Linked DNA regions of Homo sapiens: region 2 is linked to region 1. A link is an interaction called in ENCODE POLR2A ChIA-PET data of the cell type or tissue named here. Cell type or tissue: OCI-LY7. All regions are shown on one strand. Each heading gives the region's core, and the rest is flanking DNA. Links, peaks and the distances in the headings are about the cores only. Region 1 overlaps EPS15 (epidermal growth factor receptor pathway substrate 15). Region 2 overlaps EPS15 (epidermal growth factor receptor pathway substrate 15).

The links. Peaks named below come from ENCODE experiments on the same cell type or tissue, not always from the same donor. Only the 100,000 strongest peaks of a DNase experiment are listed, where the experiment ranks them.
Region 2: POLR2A ChIA-PET joins it to region 1 with 12 read pairs; 2 of 35 experiments call an interaction of 5 or more read pairs at or near these places.

Annotation. Positions count from the first base shown.
Region 1 is chr1:51,483,015-51,499,448 of GRCh38, reverse strand. All of the region lies in intron 1 of EPS15 (epidermal growth factor receptor pathway substrate 15), which reads left to right. Among named protein-coding and RNA genes, the nearest start is that of EPS15-AS1, 27 kb to the left of the region's middle. In OCI-LY7, for the core only: no CTCF peak of the experiment used is centred there; DNase peaks (open chromatin) are centred at 7,748 and 8,846; H3K4me3 peaks cover 2,411 bases; H3K27ac peaks cover 2,410 bases.
Region 2 is chr1:51,362,106-51,378,539 of GRCh38, reverse strand. EPS15 (epidermal growth factor receptor pathway substrate 15) reads left to right here. Exons shown (of 25, transcript NM_001981.3): 22 at 12,511-12,587; 23 at 14,512-14,674. It also overlaps the pseudogene PSMD7P2. Among named protein-coding and RNA genes, the nearest start is that of TTC39A, 40 kb to the right of the region's middle. In OCI-LY7, for the core only: no CTCF peak of the experiment used is centred there; no DNase peak of the experiment used is centred there.

The DNA.
Region 1 (16,434 bases), core at 6,469-10,468:
ATACTTGTACAGTAATGTTTATAGCAGCATTATTCACAAGAATTAAAAGGTAGAAATAACCCAAGTGTCCGTGAAGAGCTAAATGAATTAAAAAAAAATGTGGTGCATGCATAAAAGAAAAGGATTAAAATTATCATACATGCTACAACATGAAGAAACCTTGAAGACTTGAAATGAAATAAGCCAAACACAAAGGGACAAATATTATGTTTGTTTTTATATGTGTCTTAGTCTGTTTTTGCTGCTATAACAAAATACCAAAAACTGGGCAATTTAGAAAGAACAGAAATTTATTTCTTCCAGTTCTGGAGGCCAGGAAGTCTAGGATCAAGGTGCTAGCAGATTCAGTGTCTGATGTGGACTGCTTTGTCCTTCCAAGATAATGCTTCTTGCTGCATCCTCATATGGTAGAAGGGCGTAAAAGGGATGAATGCTGTGCCTCACATGGCAGAAGAGAAGGAAGGGCAAAAAAAGGCAAGTGCTGGGAGGACTCTTTGATACGTACCTAAATTGCATTCACAAGGGAGGAGCCCTTATGACTTTATCACCCCTTAATGGCCCCACCTCTTAATACTATTGCATTGGAGATTAAGTTTCAACATGAATATTTTGGGGACACAAACATTCAAACTGTGGCAATAAGGTATTCAAAACAGGCAAATTCATAAAGACAGAAATAGAAATGTATTTACCAGGTGACTGGGGGAGAGAGGAGTGAGAAGCTTTTGTATAATGAGTACAAAGATGAAAAAAATCTGGAAATAAATACAGATGCTTCTCAACTTACAATAGGGTTGCATCCTGATAAACCCATAGTAAGTGGAAAATATCATATGTCAGAAATGCATTCAACATGCCTAACTTACCAAACATCATAGCTTAGTCTAGCCTACCCTAAATGTGCTTAGAACACTTACATTAGCCTACAATTGGGCAAAATCATCTAATACAAAGCATGTTTTATAATAAAATTTTGAACATCTCATATAATTTATTGAATACTGAAAGTGAAAAACAATGGTTGTATGGGTACTCGAAGTATGGTTTCTACTGAATGCTTACTGCTTTTGTACTGTTGTAAAGTTAAAAAATTGTTAAGTTGAACCATTGTAAATTGGGGACCAACTGGTGATGGTTATACAACATTGATACCACTGAGCACCGTACCTAAGATCATATCATCAATGAAAATTTATGAACCATTTGAAATATATGGGTATGTGGGTGTTTCTTTAGGTCTCTTTGTTCCATTGTACCTTTTATGAGTTGGATAAGTGAATTTATCAATGGTCAGGCAGAATTTTTTGAGGATAAAAGCATAAAATCCAAATATAGAGAAGTGACATTGTTATCTTATCGACTAGTTGGAAAAGGGGGGTTTAAGTTTTTTTTCCTAATTATGAATCTGTATGTCATTATTTGAATCTATCACCTTTATACTTCACAATACACACTAGTTTTTTTTTTTTTTTTGAGACGGGGTCTTGCTCTGTCGCCAGGCTGGAGTGCAGTGGCACAATCTCGCCTCACTGCAACCTCTGCCTCCTGCGTTCAAGCGATTCTCCTGTCTCAGCCTCCCAAGTAGCTGGGACTACAGGCGCGCACCACCATGCCCAGCGAATTTTTGTATTTTTAGTAGAGATGGTGTTTCACCATGTTGGCCAGGACGGTCTCCATCTGTTGACCTCGTGATCCGCCCGCCTTGACCTCCCAAAGTGCTGGAATTACAGGCATGAGCCACGGTACCTCACACTAAAATTTTAAGTGGCTGATTTAAGTGATATTTTTCGCTGCTGCCAGAGGACTGTTGCAAAGATATGTGTGATTTAACGAATATTTATATGTCATGATACTTCTAAGATGCGTGAATTGGGTGTGGGCCTATTCAAGCTGCCTTGCTTGGCTGATTAATGAGTATTTCTCACCCTTTGTTGTATGCTTATAAATAAAATGTGCATCATAGTCACCATATCCATGTATCATTTCGAGGGCATTAGGTCATATTGAGCTTTTTCTTTGCATTTGTCATGATTAACTTTTTTGTGACTTTGGACAAGTTATCTTTTTCCTTGTAAGTTTATCTCATCTGAGAAGGGGATTTTCCCCTCAATTTTAGTATAACCCTGTTTTATTTTTCTGCTTCTTAAAATGGATGAGAATGACAAAAGAAATTTGCTAGCTGACTGGTTAGAGGAGTTAGTTGTGATGGCAGTCATCATTGCTCTGTATGTATGTACTTGGTAGTACATAGAAATATTCATCAAATGATTACTTCAGTTGAGTTGCATTTGTAGAACTACATGAAGTTGAATTTTAACTTAAATTTGAACTCCTAAGTGTCTTCTAAAAAATATTCTATATGTAACATTGAATAGCTTTTTTCTGTATGCAGAATGCAGAAGATTTCTTGTTATTCAGTTACTCATTTCATTCTTTCATTTTTGTTCACTTATAAAATATTTATTATCTTCTATGTGTCAAGCACCATTCAGGGTACAGGGCACTGAAAAAAATTCTAGAACTCAGAATCGAAGTGTCCACTGTCATATGTCACATAGTAGACATTAGATAGTAGTAATTGTTAAACTCTTGGAGAACATTGTAGAATTTTAAAAGCTAAATGAGAAGTTGATATGTTATCCAGTGACTGTTACTCAAGTTCTGACTATAATGGAGTGAATTTTAAAAATTAACAGTTTAAAAAAATAGAAAAAAGGAAATGTAACAGAAAACTGCAGTATTTTAAAATATTTCTTTATACTGAAGAGATCAGTGTTAGAAGTGAGGCCTAAATTATATGAAGCAGCAAGTCTGTCTGATTCTGGGCATAATTGCCGAAAGCAATTCAGAAGAATCTTCAGATTTTGAATGTGAAGAAAGCTTTGACTTAATGTTTGTTTATGATACTAGGGGAAAATGATGAATAAATGTATGCAATTGTAGGTGAATAAAAAGTATGCTTTTAAATTATCTATTCATTTTGGTAATGCTTTTGTTAAATGGAAGGTGGCACTTACAACTAAAGGTTTCTTAGAATTGGGGGAATATGGTATACTTCTCTGAGTGTTATCAAGTTCAAATGTTACAATTCATATGAAAGAGCTTAGTACGATAATGGGGAAAATAATAGTAACATTGATTATAAAGGCAACAAACTTAATGATTAAGAGTGAAAGTCCTGGAATCAGACTTCTTGGATTTTAATCCTGTTACCAACACTTAACTAGGTGTGTAACTTTGAGTCAGTTACTCAGTTAATGTCTTATTTTCCTCATTTGTTAAATGGGTATAATAGTATGTGCCTCAGGTTAAATGGGCTTAATGTGTAAGTGCCTAGACTAGTACTTGGAGTATAGGAAATGCTTAATGAGATTCAATGTATGTTATTTGTTATGAAGCTGTGAAACACTGTGTATATGATTTTAAAATGTGCTATTTAAATTCATACTTTACAGTTTAACTTGCCATTTTAAAAAGCAACATTTGATTACTGATTGAAAAAATTTTTTGGTCTCATTTGTGCAGAGCTTATATTTTTCTCCTTGCCTAAGCTGTTCTTCATTTGTTTGTATAAATATTGGCATGTTTATTTACCTTGGACTAGTCCATGTCACCTTTCACTAATCAAAGCTGTTATTTCTGGGTTATTAATCATCCCACCCAATTGGGTGGCAGCAGTAAACCCTGAGGGCTTGCCATCTCTCCCACTTTATAAGTTATTACTGTCATTATTGTTTAAATAATTAAGGAGAGGTTTTTTTTTTGCCAAATTCTTTGCTGTTTGGAAATAAGGAATGGAACAAGTAATAAATATGCTGAAAATATATGTTTTCTTAGTTCACTTTAAGAAATTGATTTATTTAGGAAATGGTGTTTGTTTTAAATTACACTTGATTTTTTTGAAAAATTTGTATGGGCATATTTCTTAAAATGTTAGGTCTATAGTATAAAAAGAATTAAAACACCAAAGATTTCTATTGATTTATATTCTTTGGTTATTCTTTTATATTTCTTGACTGGTATTCTGTATGGTTCCCAAAACCAGTCAAGAACTGTAAAACTCTTACTCTACATACTTGCCAGCAAAAAAAAAAATAAAAATAAAAATAAATAAAACTCACTTTGTCAGTTTTATCCATTCTCATATCAGAACCTTTTTGTTTGCATGTGACAGGAAACATCAATTCTAACAGTCTTAAGCAGAAAACATTAGTTTATATAAATGGTAGGTCCATTAGTAGACCTGGCTTCTGGTGTGTCAGGGTCACAGTGATGTCACTACTTAGTTTTTCTTTTTTTGTACCTTGGCTCCATTCTAAGGCAAATTATTCTGTTGTAGAACTAAGATGATTATAAAGCTTCAGGCTTGCATACTTTATAATTACAAGTCCAGTGGACCCCTTTCTAATAGGTCCCACTAAGGTTACATTTCTGCCCTGACATAGTTGCTGTGGAGAATGAGTTTAAAAGTAGGTTTGCCAGAAAGAATTGAGGTTACTGATTGTTATGAGTTGAATTGTGTCCCTTCAAAATTTGCCAGTACTGGAGAATGTGACCTTACTTGGATATAACATTGATGCAGATATAATTAGCTAAGGTTATATGAAGTAGAGTGGGGCACAGATCCAGTATGACTGGCATCCTTATAAAAAGGGAAATTTGAACGCAGACATACAGGGAGAATGGCATGGGAAGATTGGAGGTAGGCTGCCACAAGCCAAAGAACTACCAAGAGTAGGAGAGAGGCCTGGAACAGATCCTTCCCTAATGCCTTCTGGCTTCCAGATTGTGAGACAGTAAGTTTCTGTTCTGAGCCATCTAGTTTATGGTACTTTGTTATGGCCCTTGTGAACTGATACAGTGATCATGAATTTATAATAGTGGTCTACCTTGTTGAGTGACTTTCTCAGCTGCAGCATCAAAGAAAAGTTTTTAGATGGTTTCATTCAGGTTTGGGATTTTGCTATATTGGTGTCATAAGACAAGAGGAGCAAGGGAATTTAGGTTATTGGCAGGAGAATTATTGAAATGATGAATTGTAGAATCTAAACTGAATAAGGTGGAAGAGAAAGTAAAATAGAGAGGGCCTGAGGGATCAAAGTCTATTGGGCCCATGGATAAGAGGTTTTATAGAGGTCAAAGGATTATAATCTGGAAGAAGAGGTTGTGGTTGGAGGACAAGGTGCTTGAAATAGTGATTAAGGAGGTGGAGCACTTTTGGTTGAAGATAGAAGGGCAAGGAAGGATTTTACTATGGGACAAGGAGGGTGACTGGGACATAATATATGTGTTCACTGTTGATCCTGTGTTTTGGAGAGGTTCTTGAAGTTAAAGAGATCAAGGAAGTAAGAAGCCAGGCTGTGGATGGGTTGTGCAAATTGATAATTGAAATTACTAAATTTGATGTAGGGTTGGGGTAGAGAAGATGACAGTGAGCCATCAAAGCCTTAGGTAAATGAGGTAGAGACCAGGAGCTTGAAAGTTAACATGAAAAGGAAGAGGAGAGAGTAATTTAGTTGAAAGTTAAGAGCCTCAGCTGGGCACCGTGGCTCATGCCTGTAATCCCAGCACTTTGGGAGGCCGAGGCTGGTGGATCACCTGAGGTCAGGAGTTCATGACCAGCCTGGCCAACATAGTAAAACCCCGTCTCTACTAAAAAAAATACAAAAATTAGCCAGGCGTGACGCCTGTAATCCCAGCTACTCGGGAGGCTGAGGCAGGAGAATCGCTTGAACCCAGAAGGCGGAGGTTGCAGTGAGCCGAGATCGTGCCATTGCACTCCAGCCTGGGCGACAGAGGGAGACTCTGTCCTCCCATCCACCCCCCAAAAAAAGAAAGTTAAGAGCCTCAAAAGAATAGAGCTTTATTTTTATTTATTTATTTATTTATTTATTTATTTATTTATTTATTTATTTATTTAATTTGAGACTGAGTCTTGCTCTGTCGCCCAGGCTGGAGTGCAGTGGTGCGATCTCGGCTCACTGCAAGCTCCGCCTCCTGAGTTCATGCCATTCTCCTGCCTCAGCCTCCAGAGTAGCTGGGACTACAGGCGCCCACCACCACGCCTGGCTAATTTTTATTTTTTTGGAGGATGGAGTCTCGCTCTGTCATCCAGGCTGGAGTGCAGTGGCGCGATCTTGGCTCACTGCAAGCTCCGCCTCCCGGGTTCACGCCATTCTCCTGCCTCAGCCTCCCGAGTAGCTGGGACTACAGGCGCCCACCACCACGTCTGGCTAATTTTTTGTATTTTTAGTAGAGATGGGGTTTCACCATGTTAGCCAGGATGGTTTCAATCTCCTGACCTCATGATTCGCCCGCCTTGGCCTCCCAAAGTGCTGGGATTACAGGCGTGAGCCACTGTGCCTGGCCTTTTTTTTGTATTTTTAGTAGAGACGGGGTTTCACTGTGTTAGGCAGGATGGTCTCGAACTCCTGATCTTGTGATCCGCCCGCCTTGGCCTCCCAAAGTGCTGGGATTACAGGCGTGAGCCACCGCGCCCGGCTGTTGTTTTTGTTTTTTAAAACAAGAAGTTAAATAGTGTAATGTGGACAAGCTGCTGGTGAGCAAAGAGGAGTTTATTCACATTTCTAAAACCTGAGATAGGCAGGTCGTTAAAACCTGACAGCTGCCATTTGAGGGGCTACAAAGGAGGTGAGAGGATTTTTATAAATTCGTATATTAGTCATTCATGCTTAAAGATCATGCTTCTTCCACTGATCTGTTTTTTTTGTTTGTTTGTTTGTTTTTTTGGCCTACCTAGAATGATGTATATAGGGCTCACTAAGTCTTCTGATGAAAGACCCAAGCTATACTTTGCTTTCATTCTGTCTCTATGTCACCTAGATTTTTGATCAAATTGAGTTGTATTCAATTAAAAACTGGCCCATTACTGGTTTGAGTTGGTGATATGGTCTTTACATCCATCGTTTTTCAGTAGTATTTTCTGTACTATCTCTTTGAAATTCTTTTGTCTATTCTAAAGTCCCTTTCTTCTTTCATTTTTGAAAGAAGTGAATCTCCAGAGCAAATATATTTTTTTATCTGGATTTTGAAAACTTTCTTTAGAATACTGTATTTACAGTATTCCTAGGTCTTTGCCTGCTAAGTCAATTTGTAATGTTTTGTTATGGAACAAACATGAGATGTTAGCGTGTTTGCAGAAGGTAGCATTACAATTTTTACTAGAATTTAAGCCCTTGAAGGCAGGAGCCCTATCTGATTATTTTAACTCCAGACACCTTAACCTATTGTCTTGTACCTAGAAAGCATCCAGTTTATGTCTATTAAATTATTAAATGAGGGCCAGGCACAGCGGCTCATGCCTGTAATCTCAGCACTTTGGGAGGCCGAGGCAGGTGGATCACTTAAATCCAGGAGTTTGAGACCAGCCTAGGCAACATGGTGAAAACCCATCTCTACAAAAAATACAAAAATTAGCTGGGTGTGGTCCCATCTGCTTAGGAGGCTGAGGGAAGAATCACTTGAGCCCCGGAGGTGGAGGCTGCGGTGAGTGGAGATTGTGCCACTGCACTCCAGCCTGGGCAACAGACTGGGCAACACTCTGTCTCAAAAAAAAAAAAAAAAAAAAATTAAATGAGTTGGGAATTACAGAGCTGAGGAATATGTGCACTGTGCATTCTGTAAGGGAACTGCTCAAGTGGCTGCTTGTGTTTCCTTGACTCCCCACCCTCTCCAGTTCTAAAGGTGAGGACTGCCCAGGTGATTTGCCTTTCTCTGCCCCACCACGCCCTCCACCCTAGCTTTAGAGTTGTTCTCCTTTCTCAAATTTCTCTTATTACTAGCTTCTGTAATAAGCAAACAGCTTCCGGTTTCTATTTTCCTTGTCACTTTGGATTGCTGTTAATCACTATTGCTCCTTACTATTTTTCATTCTTCTGTTTACTCTTAGTTTTCATCCTGTTTTCTTTTACATTGTAAAATATACAAGCCTTTTCTAGATATGGATAGCCTATCAAAAGCTTCTAAATGTTCTGTCTTGCAAACTATAAACCTATGTGTATAAAAACATAGACTCTTGGTGTATTCATTTAGTACTTTGGCCTTAGGAGTTGCTATTCTATCTTTAAAGGGTGGTGGTGGTGGTTGAGGTGGGAGTTGAAAGGCTGTGGTGGCTAGTCCCCATTCTGATTTCTCAGCCCTCTTGAAAATGGAGTAATAGAAGGTGGAATTCTAAGTAGTTGAATTTTTATGTGTTAATATGTCAGAAATAATTTTATGGCAAATTACAGAAAATTGTGTGCATTAAGAGACTAAAAAATTTTTTAAAGAGCAAAACTAAAAAGAGTGGTTTATTTGAAGGGATAAAATCTATTCCATTGTCTTCCTTTTACTACCTGGCCCTGATTTGCCATCGCACAGTGTTCTTACTGCCTGATTTGCCACCTTCTCTCTACTTCACATTGGTCTTCAATACTGCCTTTTCATGGGAAGTTGCAAAAAGTAGTACCGAGAGGCTCTATGCACCCTTCATCCAATTTTCCCTAATTGTAACATCTTACATAACTACAGCAATAGCAAAAACAGGAAATTGACATTGGTATAACCCACAGACCTTATTTAAATTTTGCCGGTTTTATAGATACTCATTAGTGTGTTTGCATATATAGTTCTATCCATATGCAGTTTTATTATGTGTGGGTTCATGTAACTGTAAGCGTAATCAAAATAAAGACTTGCTCTGTCACAAAGATCCTTTGTGTTACCCTCTATAATCATACCCACTCCCCTCTCCATTTTATTAATTTATTTACTGACGACTCCCTAGTATCTGACCTTGTGATTAACTGAGAAAAGATTGGCATTATGTTTTAGAGGTTGTCTCTTTATTTTACTTTCACTTCTGTTTTTTTTTTTTTTTTTTTTTGAGATGGAGTCTCGCACTGTTGCCCAGGCGGGAGTGCAATGGCATGATCTCGGCTCACTGCAACCTCTGCCTCCCGGGTTCAAGCGATTCTCCTGCCTCAGCCTCCCGAGTAGCTGGGATTACAGGCACCCGCCACCACGCCCAGCTAATTTTTTGTATTTTTAGTAGAGATGGGGTTTCACCATGATGGTCAGGCTGGTCTTGAACTCCTGACCTCGTGATTTGCCCGCTTTGGCCGCCCAGAGTGCTGGGATTATAGGTGTGAGCCACCATGCCTGGCCTTCCACATTGTACTGTAACCATTTATAATAAGACTAAATCATTTAAAATTTCAGTTTATTTTGTGTGTTAGAGAATCTTGTACTCTCAAAGTCATGTACTCTAATATCTCCTCCCACATAACCCTCCCCTAAAAATGACACCAGAAATTCCATATGAGACAATTCTTGACATTTAATTATTAACCTATAAATTTCCTTAGTAACTGGGATCTTTTTTATTACTACTTGATACACTTTGGTGTTGATTTACTTATGTGTTAACATTTGCTAGATTATGCTGCACTAAGAAACAAGCCAAAATATGAGTAGCTTACAATAAGAAGGGTTTATTTGTTTTTCACGTTATAGGCTTCCTAGGAATCAGCTATGGTTCTGCTCTGTGATTCTTTCTCATTTGAGGATCCGGGCTGGAGGAGCAGTCCCTATTTGTGACATATTGTTCTCTTGGTAGAGAGAAAACAGTAAGACCTGTCAGAAACACACAATAGCTGTTGAAGCTTCTACTTGGAACTGGAACTTTCTCCCAGATTCAGTGGCCAAAACAAGTTATATGGCCAAACCCACCCTTGGAACACCCACGGAGAGACACCACAAGTCACATGGCAACAGGCAGGGATATTAATACTACTCTTAAAGAGAGAGAGGCTATATACTCTGTGTATACAAGAGGGAAACAGACGACTGGGAATTATAATACCACCTAAACACCTTAAGATGCTGTACTAGTCACCTGAGGCCAGGAGTTTGAGACCAGCCTGCAAAACATGGTGAAACCCTGTCTCTACTAAAAATAAAATAGTCTGGCGTGGTGGTGTGCACCTGTAGTCCCAGCTACTTGGGAGGCTAAGGCTGGAGAATTGCTGGAACCCGGGAGGCGGAGATTGCAGTGAGCCGAGATCACGTGATTGCACTCTAACCTGGGTGACGGAGGGAGACGCCATCTCCAAAAAAAAAAAAATACATACATACATACATACATATATATATATATATATATGGTATACTAGGCTATACTTTGTAAAAATTTTTTTCTTAGTAAAGTTTATTATATTTACATTTCTATAGCTATATATGTAATTATAATAACATATTTTTTCCTTAACAAAAATAGCAGTTCCTCCTTTTGTTTTGTTTTTTTTTTTTACATTAGTTAGGATATTGGTTTAAACCAAAATCACAAATTTCAAGTAACAAGTAACAATCCAAGTGGGGTAGGTGGTGTAGAGTGCTGTAGGAGCTTCATGATGGTGTCAGGGACTCAGGCTTTTTTTCTCGTGTTGCTGTATTTTTCCCATGTTTTCCGTCGCAATCCAAGATAGCTTCTCTAGATTCTGTCACTATATCTGTATTCTAGCCAGCTATGAGAAGGGTTAGGAGTCAGAAGGCATTTCCTTTCTCTTTAGATGCACATCCTCGGAGTTGGACACATTTCTTTTATCATTCCATTGATGAATAACTGAAATTGCAAGAGAGGTTGGGAAATGTAGGTTTTAGCTAGGTGTGTGTATGTAAAGCTTAGGGGTACTATTACTAAAGAAAGGAGGAGAGGCTGGGTGTAGTGGCTCATGCCTATAATTCCAGCTACTTGGGAAGATTGTTTAAGCTCAGAGGTTTGAGGCAGCAGTGTGATTGTATCACTGCACTTCAGCCAGGACTGAGTGGGATCCTGTCTCAAAACCAACCAGATCAGGAAACAGGCTTTTCAAGGAGGTAAAATAAGCTACTAAAGATCATACCTAAGAAGTAGTAGAATGGGCTTTGAATACCTTTCTGATACAAAGTCTGAGTTTTTTTTTTTTTTTTTTTTTTTTACAAAACTTTATTGGCTTTCTAGCATCTCTTGTTTACAGGTACTTTACATTTTTCAGACTAGTAAGAAATAGCAATGGACTCTTTCAAAAGAATTCTGACATTTATGAATATTTAACTTTGTGACAGCTGGTAAGAATTTATGATATAGGTAATGAATATATAATTGCTTTTAAATTGTAATAACAGAATTGTAAAAGGTCAGATTTTGATTTTGACAGTTGGAGTTAAAGTTTTCCTTTAGAAATTAATTTGATTGTTAAAAATTCATATGCAGTTTTATATACTGATCACATTTGGGGATTTTTATATTTTTCTCTAGATTGAAAATAGCCTTATTGTTTCATTCTTATTATATAATTAGGATGTGTTTATTCTCAGAGTTTCCAGAGACTGCAGAGTAGTATGAAGAAGAATGTAAAAATCATTTATGATCTTGCTATCCAGAGATAATCATTGTTACCATTTAATAAGCTATGCCTTTCAATTTTTTCCTCTGTTCATTCATTATATGTGATTTTTTTTTCCCTGCCTAAAAAGTGATCATGTTCATAGTCCGACAATAACAACAAAAGCCAATTTTACTGAGACACACCAGAAACACTCTTTGATCATCTTGCTTGATGAGTGACTTGGCACTTTGGATGGCTTTTTCCATTCTCACTTAGCTGTATCACATTAGTGTAGTTATCAGCACAGGGTGTACTTTAGAACACTTTGGTGAGCTAATATCTTCTCCTATGTGTTTAGGTAGTAACCAATGAACCTGTAATGTGAGGATTATTAAGGCACAGGTTGGAGATCAGGATTTCTTACTGTGTATGAGGTTTTTTTTCCCTGTATTCAAAAAATCCAATTAAAATTAACTTTTTATTATTGAGGGAACATATTTAATTTGCTGTCTTTGGCAAAGTATTTATACTGTTGTCATAACTAAGTAGATGACTATATAATTTTTCATTCAAACTGGTACATTTTTGAGAATGAAAGGGGGTACTACAAATATTTAAAATTCTATATATTTTTGGAATATTTACTTTTTTCAACCATTAAAATAGTTTTTATTGCATTAGTAGATCAATAAAATAGCTCCATTTAAAGTCTGTTTTCAAAAACAATTTCTAAAACATTTTGTTGTACATTATAACAAAGTTTTTAACATGGACTTCAGTTGAATATTTAAAAACAAACTATTTTTGGTAATAAATATTTTTATCAGTTTCTCGGTCAAATCTGTCACTAATACTGTGTCACTGATACTTTTCTGAATATGATTTTCCATCTGGTTTTACTAGTTTTAATTTTTTCATAAAATTGCAGTATTTTGCAGAGTTACATTTTATACTTGTGGTTGTTAACTTCTACAGTTGATGCTTCACTATAACCAATAATGTTTTTAGTTGCTAACATACTTTATATGTGCTGCTGTCCCCAGTTAGCTCAGGAAAAATTTTGCTAGATGGAGAATATTCTTAATTCTAATTTTTTTCTTATTGAAAATTATAGGCTGGGCGCAGTGGCTTATGCCTGTAATCCCAGCATTTTCGGAGGCCGAGGCAGATGGATCACCTGAGGTCAGGAGTTCAAGACTAGCCTGGCCAACGTGATGAAGCCCCCGTCTCTACTAAAAATACACACACACACACACAAAAATTAGCCAGGTGTGGTGGCGGGAGGCTGAGGGAGGAGAATCACTTGACCCTGGGAGGCAGAGGTTGCAGTGAGTGGAGATCATGCCACTGTACTCCAGCCTGGGTAACAAGAGCAAAACTCTGTCTCAAAAAAGAAAAAAAAGAAAAGAAAATTATAAATATATCAGTCTCAGTATTTTCACAGGCAGTGTCCTTTTGCCTGTATTAAAGGTAATCTCTGTTTTTACTTTTCATTTTTTATAGAGACAGGATCTCCCTATATTGTCCAATCTAGTCACAAGGTACTGTCTTTGATACAAATAAGTTGTCCCTATTTATGATTATTTTATATGTTCCACCAGATTTAAGTGTTGCAAAATTGTAGGCCTTCTCTAATTTTTTTTTTTTTTTTTTTTTTGAGATGCAGTCTCGCTCTTGTAGCCCAGGCTGGAGTGCAATGGCACAGTCTCAGCTCACTGCAACCTCTGCCTCCTGGCTTAAAGCAATTCTGCTGCCTCAGCCTTCCTAGTAGCTGGGATTACAGGTGCCCGCCACCATGTCCAGCTATTTTTTTTTTTTTGTATTTTTAGTAGAGACGAGGTGTTGCCATATTGGCCAGGCTGGTCTCGAACTCCTGACCTCAGGTGATCCACCCGCCTTGGCCTCCCAAAGTGTTGAGATTACAGGCATGAGCCACTGTGCCTGGCCTGTAATTTTCTTTCACCTACTTAAAAATAGAAAGACTCGACTGCGCATGGTGGCTCACACCTGTAATCCCAGCACTTTGGGAGGCTGAGGTGGGTGGATCACCTGAGGTCAGTAGTTCAAGACCAACCTGGCCAACATGGCGAAACCCCATCTCTACTAAAAATACAAAAATTAGCTGGATGTGGTGGCGGGCACCTGTAATCCCAGCTACTTGGGAGGCTGAGGCATGAGAATCGCTTGAACCTGGGAGGCAGAGGTTGCAGTGGGCCAAGATAGTGCCATTGCACTCCACCCTGGGCGACAAGAGCGAACTCCATCTCAAAAAAAAGACCCTCGATGGAACTTCTAAAATTCATTCCAAAATATAATGATAAAATTTCAAAATGAAATCTCGTGTACTATTTGAACTCTCATTTAATTTGTTCGGTTCTTCCTTGCTTTTGAAGGATATATTTCAGTGTCTTGGCAAACTTTGTTGATAATAATTGGTATTTGCTAAAAGCTTCAAAAGCTGAAGGTTTTCTGGAGCTTTATTCATTAAACTTGTTTTTGTTTGTTTGTTTGTTTTTTTAAGGAGATGATGTCTCACTGTGTTGCCCAGGTTGGTCATGAATTCCTGGGCTCAAGTGATCCTCCCATCCCAGCCTCCCAAATAGCTGGGACTACAGGTGTGCGCCATCATGCCCAGCTCACTAAACTTTACTTTTGATTAAAGGTTTCCAACTGATTTTGAACAGTATGCAACCAATTTCTAGAGGACTTATTTTTAAAAAGACTCACTATTGAGACATTGATTGGATTTATAAAGTAGTTTTTTGAAAGTACTAGCCTCGGAAGTCCGATGACAGGTTGCAAGGAGAATACACATATTGCTCTGTTGCACTATTTTATTGTATTCAGTATCAGTCTTATCCTTAAAAATTTAACAGTGGGAATATGAAAACATTTATAAATGTTGACGTTTGAAGCTGACTCATTAATAGTGATGTCACTAGAGCTCCATGATAAATAGAAACTGCCTCAGTGGTTCTCTGCAAATTGTCTGCCCATCTATTTTCTGGAGAAATGAAAATTTAGAGCTTAGTTTTTATTGGATACAGTGATGTCTTTATAGCTCATTGCTCCTGAAAAGGCTTATGAAATAATAAAATGGTTACCAAACAACAAAATAAATAAACAGTTGTAGACTTGTACAATACAATAAATGACAAAACCATCTAAGAGTTTTCATACTATTGACTTTGCACATACTTCATTTGCACCCAACCTGCAATTTCCCACTGACATAGCCAGCTGGTGGCCTAGTGTGTCTTGTGGTCACTGTACATGCCACTGCACTGCCTGGCATACCAGGTAACCAACAGGAGCACCAGTGTCAAATATTTCTCCTAATATTTTGCAAGACCATACAGAGTTAATTGCCCATGGTTGCTTAAGTCTGAGGATACTTTTCAGTAAGTCTATGCACTCCCCTTGCAAAGAAGTTGTTTTGTTGAATCTGTAAAGAATCAGAACAAGAAAGATGGAATTATCACTAGTTCTCTTCCAGATTTCATCACTTGTTTATGTGGTGAAAGCACTTATAGACTACTAGTTGATAACTTGGCCAGAAACTAGATATACACAGTAGAGATACAAAATCCATTCTGGTTTTAGTGTATTTTGATATAATGATTGATAATAGTTTTTTTAAAATTTAAAATTTAATTTAATTTTTTATTTAAAAAATTTTTTTAAATGGAGACAAGATCTCGCTGTGTTGCCTAGATTGGTCTCAAACTCCTGGTTTCAAGCAGTCCTCCTGCCTCGGCCTCCCAAAGTGCTGAGATTACAGGCGCGAGCGACTACACCTGGCCCAATAATAGTTTCTTTTTAAAAATGGGAAATCGGAGACATATGTTAAGCTGAATGGGATGCTGGGACAATGACGGTAAATCAAGATTTTCCTGGGCATACCAGGGCATATGGGAAGCAACACAGAGCTGGGAGCAGGACACCTAAGTCCTGACTCTGACTTTTTTTTGAGAGACAGGGTCTCACTCTGTTGCCCAGGCTAGAGTGCAGTGGCACAATCACAGGTCACTGTAGCTTTGACCTCCGTGGCTCAACCAATCCTCCTGCCTCAGCCTCCTGAGTAGCTGACACTATAGATGCATGCCACTATGCCCGGCTAATTTTTGCATTTTTGGTGGAGATGGTGTTTCTCTACATTGCCCAGGCTGATCTCAAACTCTTAGATTGAAGCAATCCTCCCCCAATAGCTTCCCAAATCCCCTCCTGGGATTACAGGCATGAACCACCACATCCGTCTGACTCTGCCTTTTTTTTTTTTAGGTGGAGTCTTGCTCTTTTGCTAGGCTGGAGTGCAGTGGCGTGATTTCAGCTCACTGCAACCTCCACCTCCCGGGTTCAAGCAATTCCCCTGCCTCAGCCTTCCACGTAGCTGGGATTATAGGCATGCACCACCCTGTCCAGCTAATTTTTTGTATTTTTGTAGAGACGGGCTTTCACCATGTTGGCCAAGATGGTCTTGATCTCCTGACCTCGTGATCCGCCCACCTTGGCCTCCCAAAGTGCTGGGATTACAGGCACATGCCACCGTGCCTGGCTGACTCTGCCTTTTAAAGGCCTGGAGAGGTAACCTCTCTGAGACTGGATGTATTAGGGTTCTCCAGAAAAACTGAACCAGTATGAGACACACACACACACACACACACACACACACACACACACACACTTGCAGTCTTGAGTTCGAATATATATATCTGTGTGTATGTCATACCTGTGATAAAGTTTAATTTATAAATTAGGCACAGTAAGATTAACAACAAAACTAATAGTGAAATAGTACAATTATAACAATATGCTGTAATAAAATTTATGTGAATGTGGTTTCTCTCTCTCTCAACATATCTTATTGTATTATACTCATCCTTTTTGTGATCTGTCAGCCTGATAACTGAGTCGGCTACTAAGTGACTAATGGGCAGGTACCATATACAGAGTAGATGCCCTGGACAAAGGGATTCACGTCCTGGGTGGGATGGCATGAGATTTCATCATGCTACTTGGAATGGTTTACAATTTAAAAGTTATGAAATGTTTATTTCTGGAATTTTTC
Region 2 (16,434 bases), core at 5,508-9,507, 120 kb after region 1:
TTTAGATGGAGAAACCAAAATCAAGTACAGCCATACCTTGGAGACATTATGGTTTGGTTTTGTTTTAGGAACCCAGGCTGGTCTTGAATTCCTGGGCTCAAGCAGTCCTCCCACCTCAGTCTCCTAAAGTGCTAGGATTACAGGTGTGAGCCGCTGCACCTGGCCCAGCATGGGTTCTTTTCCATACCACCACAATAAAGCAAATATTGCAATAAAAGAAGTCACATATAAAAGTTCTGTTTTCACTATACTCTGGTCTATTAAGTGTGCAGTAACATGTCTAAAAAATGCACGTGTCTTAATTAGAAAATGCTTCATTGCTTTAAAAAAAAAAAATGCTAATGATCGGGCACAGTGGCTCACACCTGTAATCCCAGCACTTTGGGAGGCCGGGGTGGGTGAATCACCTGAGGTCAGGAGTTCAAGACCAGCCTGCGCAACATGGTGAAACCACGTCTCTACTAAAAATACAAAAAATTAGCCAGGCGTGGTGGCGGGTGCCTGTAATCCCAGCTACTTGGGAGGCTGAGGCAGGAGAATTGCTTGAACCCAGGAGGCTGAGGTTGCAGTGAGCTGAGATAGTGCCATTACACTCCAGCCTGGGCAACAAGAGTGAAACTCCATCTCAAAAAAAAAAAAAAAAAGCTAATGATTATTTGAGCCTTCAACAAATTGTAATCTTCTTGGTGGTGGAGAATCTTGCCTCGATATTGGTGGCTGCCGACTGATCAAGGTGTTAGCTGCTGAAGGTTGGGGTGCCTGTGGCGATTTCTTAAAATAACACTGAAGTTTGTCACATCAATTGACTCTTCCTTTCCTGTACGATTTCTTTTAGCATGTGACACTGTTCGATAGCCTTTTACCCACACAAGATAGTCTTTGAAAATTGGTATCCGTCCTTTTAGATCCTGCCACTGCTTCACGAACTAAATTTATGTAATATTCTAAATCCATTGTTCTCATTTTAACAATGTTCACAGCATCTTCACCAGGAGTACATTCTATCTCAAGAAATCACTTTCTTATCTGTAGAGGCAACTCCTCTTTGGTTCCAGTTTTATCATGAGATTTCAGCAATTCAGTCACATCATCAGGCTCTACTTCTAATTGAAGTTCCCTTACTAATTTGTACCACGTCTGCAGTTACTTCCTCCACTGAAGTCTTGAATCCATCAGTAATACATGACGGTTGGATGTAACTTCTTTCAAAGTCCTCTTACTATTGCTATTTTCACCTCCTTCCATGAGTCACACTGTTTTTGTTTTGTTTTGTTTGAGACGGAGTTTCACTCTTGTTGCCCAGGCTGGAGTGCAATGGAGCTGTCTCGGCTCATTGCAACTTCCGCCTCTTGGGTTCAAATGATTTTCCTGCCTCAGCCTTCCAAGTAGCTGAGATTACGCCCGCCACCACGCTCAGCTAATTTTTTGTATTTTTAGTAGAGACAGGGTTTCACTGTGTTGGCCAGGCTGGTCTCGAACTGCTGACCTCAGGCGATCCACCCCGCCTCAGCCTCCCAAAGTGCTGGGATTACAAGCGTGAGCCACTACACCCGGCCTGAGTCACATTGTTCTTAATAGCATCTAGAATGGTGAATCCTTCCCAGGAGGTTTTCAGTGTACTTTGCCCAAATCCATCAGAGGAATGGCTGTCTATGGCAGCTATAGCCTTATAAAGTGTATTTCTTAAATAATAAAACTAGAAAGTCAAAATTACTCCTTGATTTGCAAGAATTACTGCCTGGCTGCAAGAATGGATGTTGTGTTAGCAGGCATGAAAACAACATTCATCTCCTTATACATCTTCATCAGAGCTCTGGGTGACTTAGGTGCATTGTCAGTGAGCAGATTTTTGGGTTTTTTTGTTTGTTTGTTTGTTTTGAGACAGTCTCCCTCTGTTGCCCAGGCTGGAGCACAGTGGTGCAATCTCAGCTCACCACAACCTCTGCCTCCCAGGTTCAAGCAATTCTCCTGCCTCAGCCTCCCAAGTAGCTGGGACTACAGGCACATGCCACCACACACGGCTGATTTTTGTATTTTTAGTAGAGACAGGATTTCACCATGTTGGCCAGGCTGGTCTCGAACTCCTGACCTCAAGTGATCTGCCCGCCTTGGCCTCCAAAAGTACTGGGATTACAGACGTGAGCCACAGTGCCCAGCCTAGCAGGAGTATTTTGAAAGAAATCTCTTATCTGAGCAGTGGATCCCAACAATGGGCTTAAAATATTCAGTAAAACATGCCATAAACAGCTGTGCTGTCATCCAGGCTTTGTTATTTTATTTCTACTGTCAATTTATCTTAATTCATAGGGGCCTTAGGATTTTCAGAATGGTCAATGAGCATTGGCTTCAACTTAAAAGTTGCCACAGCTGCATTAGCCCCATAGGAGACTCAACCTGTCCTTTGATGCTTCAAAGCCAGACATTGACTTCTCTTTAGCTATGACAGTTGTAGATGGCATTTTCTTCCAGTAGAAGACTGCTTTGTCTACATTGAAAATCTGTTGTTTAGTGTAGCCACCTTTATAGATCAATTATCTAAGCTAGACTTCTGGATAACTTGCTGCAACTTCTGTATCAGTACTTGCTAAGTTTGTTTTTCTTCTTTTTAAAATCCTTTTGTTTGTGAAATGAAGAATGGACTGTTTTTTTCAGTTCCTATGGTTAAGTTGGCAAACCTGTTCTTGCCCTATTTATGTATTTATGTTGGTTTGTTTGTTTTGTTTTGTTTTTAGTTACAACGTAAGTCTTTTCCTACATTGTCTTCTTAAATGTAATTCCACTTGACATGAAAACTTTTAATTATGAGAATATGGAGAAGGAGAATTAGTTATTATTATATAGGTCATTCAGGTCAGTGGTTCCTAAATATCTTTTAAACTTTATATGGGGAAAAAGAGATATGTATATAGGTTTTTAATGTATTTATTTAATTAGTTTACTTGTTCATAAAATCCCAACTTCTGGAAACTACTGAGATTCTGAGAGGTGATGTTACATACCCAAGTCACAAACACAAGACATTTACCCACCTTACTGGTACCCTTCTACCCTTATTATTTTCTTCCACTAGGTAGAATTCCACCAGGCAAAAAGATTGATCCTACGGAACAGGGGAATTGTTAAGCTTTCAAAATAAATAAAAACATGCCAGTAAATTTTTGTTCTTAAATGTTATATATAACTCTACTCCAACCTCTAAAATATACTTGTTATCATAGGGATAGAAGCATATTAAATATAGTCGGGCGCGGTGGCTCACGCCTGTAATCCCAGCAGTTTGGGAGGCCGAGGCAGGTGGATCACAAGGTCAGGAGATTGAGACCATCCTAGCTAACACAGTGAAACCCTGTCTCTACTAAAAATACAAAAAATTAGCCGGGCGTGGTGGCGGGCACCTGTAGTCCCAGCTACTTGGGAGGCTGAGGCAGGAGAATGGCGTGAACCGAGGAGGCAGAGCTTGCAGTGAGCCAAGATCGCACCACTGCACTCCAGCCTGGGCGACAGAGCAAGACTCCATCTCAAAAAAAAAAAAAAAAAAAAAAAGAAGTATATTAAATATTTTATGGCTGGGCGAGGTGGCTTACACCTGTAATTCCAGCACTTTGGGAGGCCGAGGCAGACAGGAGTTTGAGACCAGCCTGGCCAACATGGCTACTAAAAATTCAAAAATTAGCTGGGCATGGTGGCATGCACCTGTAATTCCAGCTACTTGGGAGGCTGAGGCAGGAGAATCTCTTGAACCTGAGAGATGTTGCTCGCCTGAGCAACAGAGCGAGACTCCATCTCAAAAAAGGTATGTTAAATATTTTGCCTCACATTGAGATCTTGTTAGCATTTGCTTCTGGTGAATAGACACATTGCAGACTGTGAAAGAAAACTAAGGAAAGCAAATTTAGAATTCTTACTGGGTTTTTTTGTTTGTTTGTTTTGTTTTGGAGACAGAGTTTTGCTCTTGTTGCCTGAGCTGGAGTGCAATGGCGCAATCTCAGCTCACTGCAACCTCCGCCTCCCAGGTTCAAGCGATTCTCCTGCCTCACCCTCCCGAGTAGCTGAGATTACAGGCATCCGCCACCACGCCCGGCTAATTTTTGTATTTTTAGTAAAGACGTTGGCCAGGCTGGTCTCGAAGCCCTGACCTCAGGTGATCCACCCGCCTTAGCCTCCCAAAGTGCTGGGATTACAGGCATGAGCAACCGTACCCGGCAGGATACTTACTTTCTACATGTACTTTATAAAAATTATTTTTCCATTTTATTGTGAGATTAGTTTAAGTGCCAGAAATTTTTTTGTGTGGAATATTTTACTAACTCCTGACAGAAAATGCAGAACTTCCCAACTGTTAATTAAATCTTTATAACATCCTGAGGATATAGAAGGGAGCTCATGATCTCCCTAGAGCATCTTTGACTCCAGCAGGAGTAAAATACCCAGTAGGTTTTCCTTTTTACAGGCAATGACTCAGGCTAAACGTATATGTGTTCATGTATTTACTTAGCCTCTGCTTTCTTTCATATTTCTTCTCTTAATTTTCATCATTTCCAGAAACCACAAGCTGTGACTGTCCTTCAAGTTCACTTAATTTTTTTTGGAGACGGAGTCTTGCTCTGTTCACCCAGGCTGGAGTGCAGTGGTGCAATCTCGGCTCACTGCGACCTCCATCTCCTGGGTTCAAGTGATTCTCCTGCCTCAGCCTCCCAAGTAGCTGAGATTACAGGCGTGCACCACCACGCCTGGCTAATTTTTGTATTTTTAGTAGAGACAGGGTTTCACCATGTTGGCCAGGCTGGTCTCGAACTCCTGACCTCAAGCCATTTAATTGTGTCTTTGAAGGTAAATAATATGTGGAACTGGATCCCAAATCCTGAGAATGCCAGAACTACAGGTCCAAAACATGATGCACTATTCTCAGCAGAGTTCAGAAGGGTCAGAACTCAAGGTGTTATGAGGCAGAGAACACATGAAATTCGTGCATTCCATTTAGCAGCCCCCATGAGACCAGAAATACACCCCAGGAGTCTTTGAAGATGGGGATAATTCAACTCCTGGTTTTATAAATAGAAGAATGAGGAGTACCAAAAATGTTATGTTGAATTCTCTTCATTTTTCTCATACAATCTGAAGCCTGAGCTATCTTATCCTCAACTCATAGCAGCTGATGCTGCAGTTTAGGTTTGAGATCAGTCCCTCTATCCATTCAAGAGTGACCCGAGGCATAGAGCTCTAATCAGGACAGCTTTTTAACAAGAACCTTCTAGTGACATACTGGTTTAGTTTATAAGATTTTAATTTACAAATTTAAAAAGCTGCATCTTTAACTTTTTCTCCTTTTTCTTTTCTTTCTTCACATCACTCTTTTCCTTATCTATATCTTACTCTTTGTCATCTTTTCTATCCTTTTTGCTCCCTTCTGTTTCCTGCCCTTCTTTCTTCTCTACATCCTGATTGGCAATCTTGTTGTTGATGAAGTTGTGTAGGGCAACTATGGAATGTGTCAGGGAGGCAGAGTACCCCACTGCCATTTGGTCGTTGATCTTCAGGTACAAGGCCTTGACAGACTGCTGCAGGCTGATGTCTGGCAGCAGATTGAAGACTTCCTGCAGCTAATGATCTGGTGGTTGATTGGCAGCTTGCCTGTGGCTGTTTTTTCCAGGTAGCTCCTGATATCCAGAAGCTTGGAGTTCAGCCTCCTCAAACCATGGACCTCTTTGTGATCAGCTGGTAAAGACTGTCCACTGTAGCATCTTTGATGTCTTGTAACAAGTGTTCAGCTCCAGCTGCCTCAGCTTCCTCTGCTCCAGTTTCATTAGCCACATGCTCAAATGTTTTTGAGGTTGGAGCACCATCATCATGGACTTCTCTCACTGAAATATATGCTTCTGTGGGCAGCCCCAGATCCTTTAGTTTCAGTCAGTAATACCAATACTGAGTTAGGTTAGTGTCTTTTCTTGAGTTCATTGATGGCAATGTTACTCTTGTGTAGTTTAGGGCCTGTGTGGTACCACCCAACTATTCTTTGGCATTAATTTTCTTAAACATTCCATACATGTTTTCCAAATAATCATGGTCTAAAAACCAGACAGAATGATTTTTGTCATCTTCATCAAAAGGGACTCCAGAACTGTTGGATACATCAAGTACTTTTGTCTGCCATGACCCCAAAAGCACACCAACAATGCACTGCTGGTTTCCAACCTTGCTGATTCGGTTGAAATGATCCACCACACTGAGCAGCACCGGAAGGTGGACCACTGCCTTCTGCACTGCCAGCTCTGACATCTTGACACACACCGCCCACTAGGCCTAGCTCCCTGCAACCCACAAACTCCAGCAGTAGCAGCAACTCCTGTGAAGACTACTTAATTTTTTAATGAAAAAAATGTGTGTGCATGGGCAGGTATGAATTTATGTATAGTCATGCATTGCTTAATGATGGGAAAATGTGAGAAATGTGTGGTTAGGGGAACATCAGAAAGTGTACTGACACAACCTGGATGGTGTAGCTTACTACACAACCTAGGCTATTCGTCATATAGCCTATTGCTCCTAGGCTTCAAACTTGTACAGCCTTGAATACTATACTGAATACTGTAGGCAGTTGTAACGCAATGGTAAGTATTTATGTATCTAAACATAGAGTAAAAATTCAGTATAGAAAATAGAAATGGTACATCTGTATAGGACACTTAACCATGAACGGAGCTTGCGGGGCTGGAAGTTGCTCTGGGTGAGTCAGTGAGTCAAGTAATAGTGAATGTGAAGGCCCAAGACATCACTGTACATTGTTGTAAACTTTATAAACACTGTACACTTGCACTACACTAAATTTATAAAAAACATTTTTCTTCAATAATAAATTAACCTTATCTTACTGTAACTTTTTAACTTTCTAAAACTTTAAAAAATTTTTGAACTTTTTGACTCTTGTAATAAACCTTTAGTTTAAAACACTATACAGCTGTACAAAAATATTTTCTTTCTGTATATCTAAACTTTGCCTACTTTTAAATTTTTTTTTTCTTTTTTTTTTTAACTTTTAAACTTTTTTCTTAAATGTAAGATGCAAAAGAGAAAAAAGGAAAAAAAATTAATACACAAACAAACATGAGCCTAGGCCTGCACGGGGTCAGGACCATCAATATCACTGTCTTCCACCTCCACATCTTGTCCCCCTGGAAGGTCTTTGGGGGCAGTCAAACACATGAAGCTGTCATCTCTTACGATAACAATGCCTTCTTCTGGTATATCTCCTGAAGGACCTGCCTGAGGCTCTTTTTCAATTAACTTATTTGTTGTATATGTAGAAGGTGAACACTAAAATAACGATTGGCCAGGCACAGTGGCTCACACCTGTAATCCCAGCACTTTGAGAGGCCACGGTGGGTGGATTGAGGTTGGGAGTTCGAGACCAGCCTGGCCAACATGGTGAAACTCAATCTCTACTAAAAAATACAAAAAAAATTAGCTGGGTGTGGTGGCATACACCTGTAATGCAAGCTACTCGGAGGCTGAGGCACAAGAATCGCTTTAACCCGGGAGGTGGAAGTTGCAGTGAGATGAGATCGCACGACCGCACTCCAGCCTGGGCAACAGAGCAAGATTCCATCTCAAAAAAACCAAAATAGGGTGGGCATGGTGGCTTATGCCTGTAATCCCAGCACTTTGGAAGGCTGAGGTGGGTGGATCACCTGAGGTCAGGAGTTCGAGACCAGCCTGGCCAACAGCGAAACCCTATCTCTACTAAAAGTGCAAAAATTAGCCAGGCATGGTGGTACGTGCCTATAATCTTAGCTACTCAGGAGGCTGAGGCAGGAGAATTGCTTGAACCCAAGAGGCGGAGGTTTCGGTGAGCTGAGGTTATGCCACTGCACTCCAGCCTGGGCTACAGAGTGAGACTCTGTCTTTAAAAAAAAAAAAACAGCCTAACAAACAAAATAATAATAAAATAACGATTAAAAACTATAGTATAGTAAATATGTAAACCAGTAACATAGTTGTTTATTATTATTATCAAATACGGGTTGAGCATCCAAGGTCTGAAAAATCTAAAATTTGAAAATCTAAACCTTTTTGAGCACTGATATGATGCTCCAAGGAAATGCTTATTGGAGCATTTTTGGTTTCAGGATTTTTGGATTTGGAGTACTCAACTTATAAGCATATACAGTGCAAATATTCCAAAATCTGCAAAAATCTGAAATCCAAAACACTCCTTCTCCCAAGCATTTCAGATAAGGGATACTCAGCCTGCATTGTGTACTCCACATAATCGTGTGTGCTATACTTTGATACGACTGGCAACACAGTAGGTTTGTTTACACCAACATCACCACAAACACATGAGTAATGCATTGGACTATGGATATTATGATGGCTATGAAGTCATTAGGTGATAGGAATTTTTTAGCCCAATTATAATCTTACTGGGCCACCATCATATATGTAGCCTGTTGTTGACCAAACATTGTTATGTGGCATATGTCAAGATTTCTGGTAGATAGCTGTTTTTCAGGGAATTATTTGTGAGCCTTAAAATTGGTTTCCCTTATTCCTTGTTATTCATCTGGTTATGCTAAGAAATGTTATATTTGTTTGGACGATTCTTAATAGACAGTTTCTGTCCCTTTTTTCTTTGCATATTTTCAACAAATATGAGCATCTCCTAGTTTCCAGACCTTGTGCTAGGCCTTGAGGATACAGCTGTGAACAAAACAAAGTTCCTGTCTTCATAGAGTTTGTATAAGAAAGATAGGCAATGAACAAATATATGTCAAATACTGATGAGTACTGTGATTAAATCAGGGTAAGGGATAAAAAGTGATATACCTAAAATGTAGCTTTTTCATGTACACCTTCACAAAAAACCGTATCAGCATAGCATGATCTCAAATATGTAAGAAAAAAATACCAGGAATAAAGGCTGTTAAAGAAGTATGCTGAAATATTCATAAGGGTTATTTCTGATAGTGAGATTTAGGGATGATTTTTAAATTATACTTTTATATATTTTTCCAAAGCATTCATTACCTTTATTCTTTGGGGAAAGGCGGTACTAATGAGGTCATAAGTGCAGCTAAAGCCCAGTTCTGCTGGCTCATAGCCCCTGTGTACACCAAGAGGAAGAAAGTCACCTGCATGGTTTCTCTAAAAGTGTTTCTGGAACTCCCCCCAGCAGGTATCTTACGCGTGATCTGAACAAGTTGAACTCATTGAGTCCTGCTTTCTGAACGGGCCTCTGCCTCAAATCAACCATGATCAGTATCTGAGAAAGTTATTTGTCATTCATCTAAGATTTGTCTTTCTGCAGTGTTTAGACTAGTGCTAAATAGGTCATTTATGAGGAAAGTGTAGAAAAACTCTTTAGTAAGGTACTATATATTCTTCATATAGAAGTGTCCTTTTTAAAATTAATTTTGTTCACAATATATGCTTCACAATATTCCAGTCAAATCTGACCTAACTGAGGCTATTGCACACATGTTGTGACTTGTAAAGGCTGTGGGACAGGACAGAGAAAAGGCATGAAGCAAATTTTCAGTCCCACAAGTGAAATGAGCCCAACTCTTTTTCCCTTGTCAGCAGTCAGGGAGAGCATCTTCACCCCACTCAGGCTGTGCCTTAGCTACCTCAGCATCAGAAATAACAGGAGCCGGGCACGTGGCCTATAATCCCAGCACTTTGGGAGGCTTAGGCCGGCAGATTGCTTGAGGTCAGAGGTTTGAGACCAGCCTGGCCAACATAGTGAAACCCCGTCTCTACTAAAAATACAAAGAAAGAATTAGCCAGGTGTGGTGGCACACACCTGTATTCCCAGCTACGTGGGAGGCTGAGGCACGAGAATCACTTGAATCTGGGAGGCAGAGGTTGCAGTGAGCCGAGATCGTGCCACTGCACTCCAGCCTGGGTGACACAGGCGAGACTCCATCTCCAAAAAAAAAAAAAAAGAAACAAAAAAGAAAAATAACAGGAAAAGGACAGAAAGAAGGGAAACCCTGAAACTACCTATGATGAGGCTGGGCCCTAGGCTGAGGATTCAGCAGATATGTATCAATGAAAAGGCCATCTTTTATAGCTAGAATTATAGGATTTCCTATAACCCTGAACTTCCAACATCCTCTTCAGGATCAGAGTTGCTGGTATATCCCTAAAGGCCTGATTTCTCTATGCTTCCACCCACTCCTTTTTCCCACTTGGGCTACCCTTTGCCTACAGCTGTCTTGGTGACGAAATGTTTGGTGACAAAGCAAACAAAAATAGTGTATCTTCTTTGCTCCTCTTTTTATGTCCAAGATATACTCATTTTTAGAGATACGGGCACACTTTACACATTCAAATGGGCGGATAGGCACACTTTTGTTCTAAGAATAGTTTGAGGATAACTTTTCTTTTTTTATTTTATTTTATTTTTTTTGAGACGGAGTCTTGCTCTGTCGCCCAGGCTGGAGTGCAGTGGCGCAATCTCAGCTTACTGCAGCCTCCACCTTCCAGGTTCAAGTGATTCTCCTGCCTCAGCCTCCTGAGTAGCTGAGATTACAGGCGTGTGCCACCATGCCCGTCTAATTTTTGTATTTTTAGTAGAGACGGGGTTTCACCGTGTTGGCCAGGCTGGTCTCAAACTCCTGACCTCAGGTGATCTGCCCGCCTCGGCCTCCCAAAGTGCCGGGATTACAGGCGTGAGCCACTGTGCCCGGCCTGAGGAGAACTTTTCTGTGCCTCTTTGTCTTGCCTTCTCTTTTGCAGTTCTTTCCTTGCCTTCCTTTCCAACTGTTTGCTTTGTTTCTTTCCATCTTCCTGTATCAGGCAGCAATTCCTATAAACATTCTTTGACGTTATTGGTAGCCCTTACACCTGAATGGGTGAAGCCTATCTCAGAGTAGATCATTCATTCCAGCTGAAAATGTTAGTCTGCTTGGTAAGTGCAATGTGATGGAAGAAACAACTTCTCAGGCCTGTGAAACATTGATTAAATATACTTTGTTTGTTTGTTTGTTGGAGACAGACACGCTCTGTCGCCCAGGCTGGAGTGCAGTGTCATGATCTCAGCTCACTGCAACCTCCGCCTCCTGGGTTCAAGCGATTCTCCTGCCTCAGCTTCCCAAGCAGCTGATATTACAGGCACGCACCACCACGCCCAGCTAATTTTTTGTATTTTTAGTAGAGAGAGGGTTTCGCTGTGTTGGCCAGGCTGGTCTCGAAATCCTGGCCTCAAGTGATCTGCCCACCTATGTTTCCCAAAGTGCTGGGATTACAGGCGTGAGCCACTGCACCTGGCCTGTTAAATATACTTTTGTAGTTACTGTTCCTTCTGCCTGGTAGCCTGGTTTCTCTTCCCCGTGTTTATCTATTTGGTAAACTCCATTTCTTACTCAAAAGATTTTATTTAAAAGCTGAATGTAATGGCTTCTTTGCTCCGTTTCCAGATTCACCCAGGCAGTTAGTGACTCCCACTACAGGTTTTTCATACCTCTTTCATAACCCATATAAGACTGTTTTATTATTATTTGTTTACATATCTTTTACTAGACTGAACTTTTTCAAGGGTAGAAATTTGTATCATTTTATTTTCTCAGACTTGGTATATGGTCAACAAATGTTTGTTGACTGTCCATTCTTTGGATAGGACTTATTGCCTGTTTTCAAGGACCTTACCATCTAATAAAGGTGATCAATTACAGGTAACCATGGTACAAACTAGAATGCCATTAGTGCCGCAGAGAAGGAAAAAATTACTTCTTGCTGTGGGAAGTAGTGACACCTAAGTTACTCCAGGGTTTGTTGATGAGGTAGCATTTGAAATATGTCTTGAAGGATGAGTGTGAAATGTGGCATTAATGGTATTATATTAGCTTTTTGTACTTCTTGATGTCTTTATTAGCAGTGATTTAAGTTCATAGGAGCTATATTATTTGAAATGTGTTCCAAAGCCTTACCTATAAATCATCTAGTTGTTCCTTTACCTGTACTTTACCTATAAATCATTACTTTATTTGCTATTACTTTACCTATAAATCATTCATCAGTTGATTTATACAAAGGAATACATCTTGTGGGGTTATCAGTATACAGTCTGTCTTTGTGGGTGTCAGTCATAAATTCAGGAATTAATATTTGAGATTGTATGTTTTCAACTGTCTGAATGTGATTAACCAAAAGAAAACATGAAATTTGATGCCTTGGCTGGGTTTGGTGGCTCATGCCTATAATTCCAGCACTCTGGGAGGCTGAGGCAGGAGGATCACTTGAACCCAGGAGTTTGGGATCAGCCTGGACAACATGGCAAAACCCCATATCTACAAAAAACACAAAAATTAGTCAGGCATGGTGGTGCATACCCGTAGTCCCAGCTACTCAGGAGGCTGAGGTGGGAGGATCACTTGAGCCTGGGAGATTGAGGCTGCAGTGAGCCATGATCGTACCACTGCTCTTGAGGCTGGGTGGACAGAGTGAGACTCTGTCTCAAAAAAAAAAAATGTCTTACTGTCCTGTTTCATTTATTTTCTTTATTCATTTTAGCCACAGACCCCTTTGCTTCTGTTTTTGGGAATGAATCATTTGGAGGTGGATTTGCTGACTTCAGCACATTGTCAAAGGTAATCTACAGTAATTAATGGGAAGGGAAAACATACTGTGTTTCCACCAAAAGAACAATCCTCCTTTCAATTATATAGTCCTCTCACAAAGTTGCAACTTGATTTCAGTAAATCACAGCAAATGTTGATTTCAGATAGAAATGAAAGATAACATATAGTTAAAGTAGACATATTTCTTTATATAACTAGACTGTATTGATGGTAGAGGTAATTATAATTTTCTGTTGGCATGTTTGCTTAACAACTTCATATTTAGTCTTCTGTCTTTTTAAACATGTTTCTCCCAATTGAACCACATTTTCCCCCTGTTGACTGTCTGGGTCAATAGGTGTAAAATCTGGGTTTTTATTTCGTCCTCTCTGTATTGGTTACTTGATTTTATGTTCTGAGGTTGTTAGGGCCAGTATTAAGGTAATTAATACACAAAGTCCAGTACTAAATGTCCACTATTTACTTTCCACTGTGGCTGTGATATTGATTCGGGCTAAGAGAAAAGGAGGATTAGATTGTTGGTTCCTTGGTTCTCAACTGAGGGTTATTTTGCCACCAGAGGAACATTTGGCAATGTCTAGAGACCTTTTTGGTTTTCACAATTGAATAGGAGATGCTACTTACATCTAGTGGATAGAGATGAGGGATGCTATTTAATACAGTCCACTCTCTAGCCCCCCACAATATGCAATTACGTCCAGCCTGAAATGTCAATGTTGAGCATTACCTAAATAAATGTAAAATTGTGAAGTCTGATTCATTATAGAAAAGTTAATCTTTTGTTACATATTTGAAAGGGTCTTCAGACACACATTAAGATTTATCATTCCAGCCAGGCGCGGTGGCTCATGCCTGTTATCCCAGCACTTTGAGAGGCCAAGGCAGGTGGATTGTCTGAGCTCAGGAGTTCAAGACCAGCCTGGGCAATGTGGTGAAACCTCGTCTTGACCAAAAAACACAAAAAATTGGTCAGGCATGCCGGCACGCACCTGTAATCCCAGCTGCTCAGGAGGCTGAGGCGGGAGGATCACATGAGCCCAAGAGGCAGAGGTTGCAGTGAGCCTAGATTGCGCCACTGTACTCCAACCTTAGAGTGAGACCTTGTCTCAAAAAAAAAAATTATCCTTTTATGGGATCAGTTTGCTTCAAAAAATTGACTTTCAGGCTGGGTGCAGTAACTCAAGCCTGTAATCCCAGCATCTTGGGAGGCTGAGATGGGAGGATTGCTTGAGCCCAGGAGTTCGAGACCAGCCTGGGCAACATAACGAAACTCCATCTCTACAAAATAAAAATTAAAAAAATAACTAGGCGTGGTGGTACACACCTGTAGTCCTAGCTATTCGAGAGGCTGAGGCAGGAGGATCCCTAGAGCCCAGGGGTTCAAGGCTGCAGTGAGCTATGATTGTGCCACTGCTCTCCAGCTTGGGAGACTCCTGCCTTTTAAATTAAAAAAAAAAAAAATTGACTTTCAAGTTGTCCTTATAGTTTGTCAAGATGCCATTTTCCTTGCATTAGTATTAAATCTTATATTTAAGTTCATTAGGACGTATGGAATCCATTTTTTTTCCTTTGATTACCATTTAGATCAGATATTCGTTTGCGGAAAGGCATACAGTCCCTTTAAAATGGGCCTCAGGTGGTTTTTGCATTGAATATTTCCTGAAGCTTGACAAACCTTTAATCTAGATTGAGCTGTTTTTGGTTTGATCTGTTAATCTTAATAAGTAATGATGTTAGAATCACTCCTCATATAGAATAACTTTTTTTTCAGAAATTTCTCCCATTGGACCCTGAATGCAAAGGTTAAAATTTCAGTGTTCTCAGAATTAAAATAAATAAAACTGTATAATACTGAAATCATTATTCTGAATGCTACATGACTACCACAATTTGCTTGGTATAGCCATGTATAACCATTTCTTTTTAAACAAAGGTCAACAATGAAGATCCTTTTCGTTCAGCCACATCGAGCTCTGTCAGCAACGTAGTGATTACAAAAAATGTATTTGAGGAAACATCGGTCAAAAGTGAAGATGAACCCCCAGCACTGCCACCAAAGATCGGAACTCCAACAAGACCCTGCCCTCTACCACCTGGTATGAGAGTTGGTACTTTTCTTCAGTCAACTGCATGGCTTTTCTCTTTCTGAAAAGTATTGTGCGGAACTTACTTATATAAATGGCTTTAAGTGAAACAAGTCAAACATATGTCAGAAGCCTGCTGCTGTCATTCATTCTGACCTAACTGCTGAATTACAGACATGCACTTAAGAAGTCAGCATGTATAAATTTCATGAGCTGTCTTTCTGCTAAGACCTTTTTTCTTTTCTTTTTTTTAACTTAATCATTTCAGAGAGGCAATCAATGGAAAAGGGAAAGTGTCAAGAAAATCTTTTTGCCTTTTGGAAACTCATTGATTATCCATTTGAATAGCAGTTTCCTGTACTTTGGTGTTTTAATTATAATTTATTTAAGAGAAGATTGTTTCAAAGTCCTTTTCCTGTAAAGTATAAAGTCTTCCTTAAATCCTTTAATGTGAGAATATATGGCCTCTTTAGTATCCAGAATTCAGCAATACAGTGATTTGAAACAAAGTATTGGTTTTCTTGAAGGAAAATGGTATTTTAGCTAACTTAAAATATTCCTCTTTTTTTTTTTTTTTTTTGAGATGGAATCTCGCTCTGTTGCCCAGGCTGGAGTACAGTGGCATGATCTCAGCTCACTGTAACCTCAGCCTCCCGGATTCAAGGGATTCTCCTGCCTCAGCCTCCCGAGTAGTTGGGATTATAGGCATGATCCACCATGCCTGGCTAATTTTTGTATTTTTAGCAGAGATGGGGTTTCACCATGTTGGCCACGCTGGTCTCTACCTCCTGACCTCAAGTGATCTGTCCACCTCGGCCTCCCAAAGTGCTGGGATTACAGGTGTGAGCCACTGCACCTGGCCAAGACTCTTTTCTAATAGTGATTTGTTTCTTATTTTTGTTTGTTTCTATGTATAATTAGTATGTGTGTGTATGTATATGTTTAGCACTATACAAAGGAAAGTTTGTTTTGTTTTTAGGTCATAATAAGTGGCTAAAAGGATAATTCCTTGAGTAGTTGTAGTGCTGTTGGGGTATTATGTGAGAAGACACATCTTAGTATATTTTTTTTTAAATCATACCTCATTCCTTGGGAAATTTTCAGTCTCAGTAGTTACAGATTAATATTGCCTTTTCATCATAACCTTTCCATGGTCTTGAGCAGATAGGTTTTTTTTCTTTGACTGAAAGAATTGCATGTACAATTGTAAATATCCGATAATCTGTTGAAAAATCAGGTAAATGAGTTAAGTGATTCCTTCTAAGGAAAGGTAGCTTATGTCATATATTTCTAGAAGTGAGGTTATCAGAATATATTTAAAAATAAATAATGGTTAATTTGCACATTTAAGTTTTTACAACTTGCATGATGCCAATAGTGAGGTTGTTTTTTTAAATCTTAAGTAAAATAATATGCTAGTGTTTTTGCTCAATCTAAGAATCTTCATCCAAGTAATTGTATATCATTGTAAAAAGATTAAGGAAAAGACTGGTTTGTTGGAAAGAGCACTAAACTGGGAGTCTAAATATCTGGGTTCTGTTTCTGGATGTTCCCTGACTAACTATGATCTTAAGTGTATAATTTCATATATCTGACCCTTGGCTATTAAATGTTGGCAGTAATTCTAATTTTGCCTACTTTCACAGGATTATTGGAAGAATCCATTGAGATATGAGCATCTTTTCTAAGCAGCTACAGTGATGGAATCTGTTGTTATGATTGCTATTACCAGCTTATGCATTTTAGGAAAAAAATATATTTGGAGATATTTT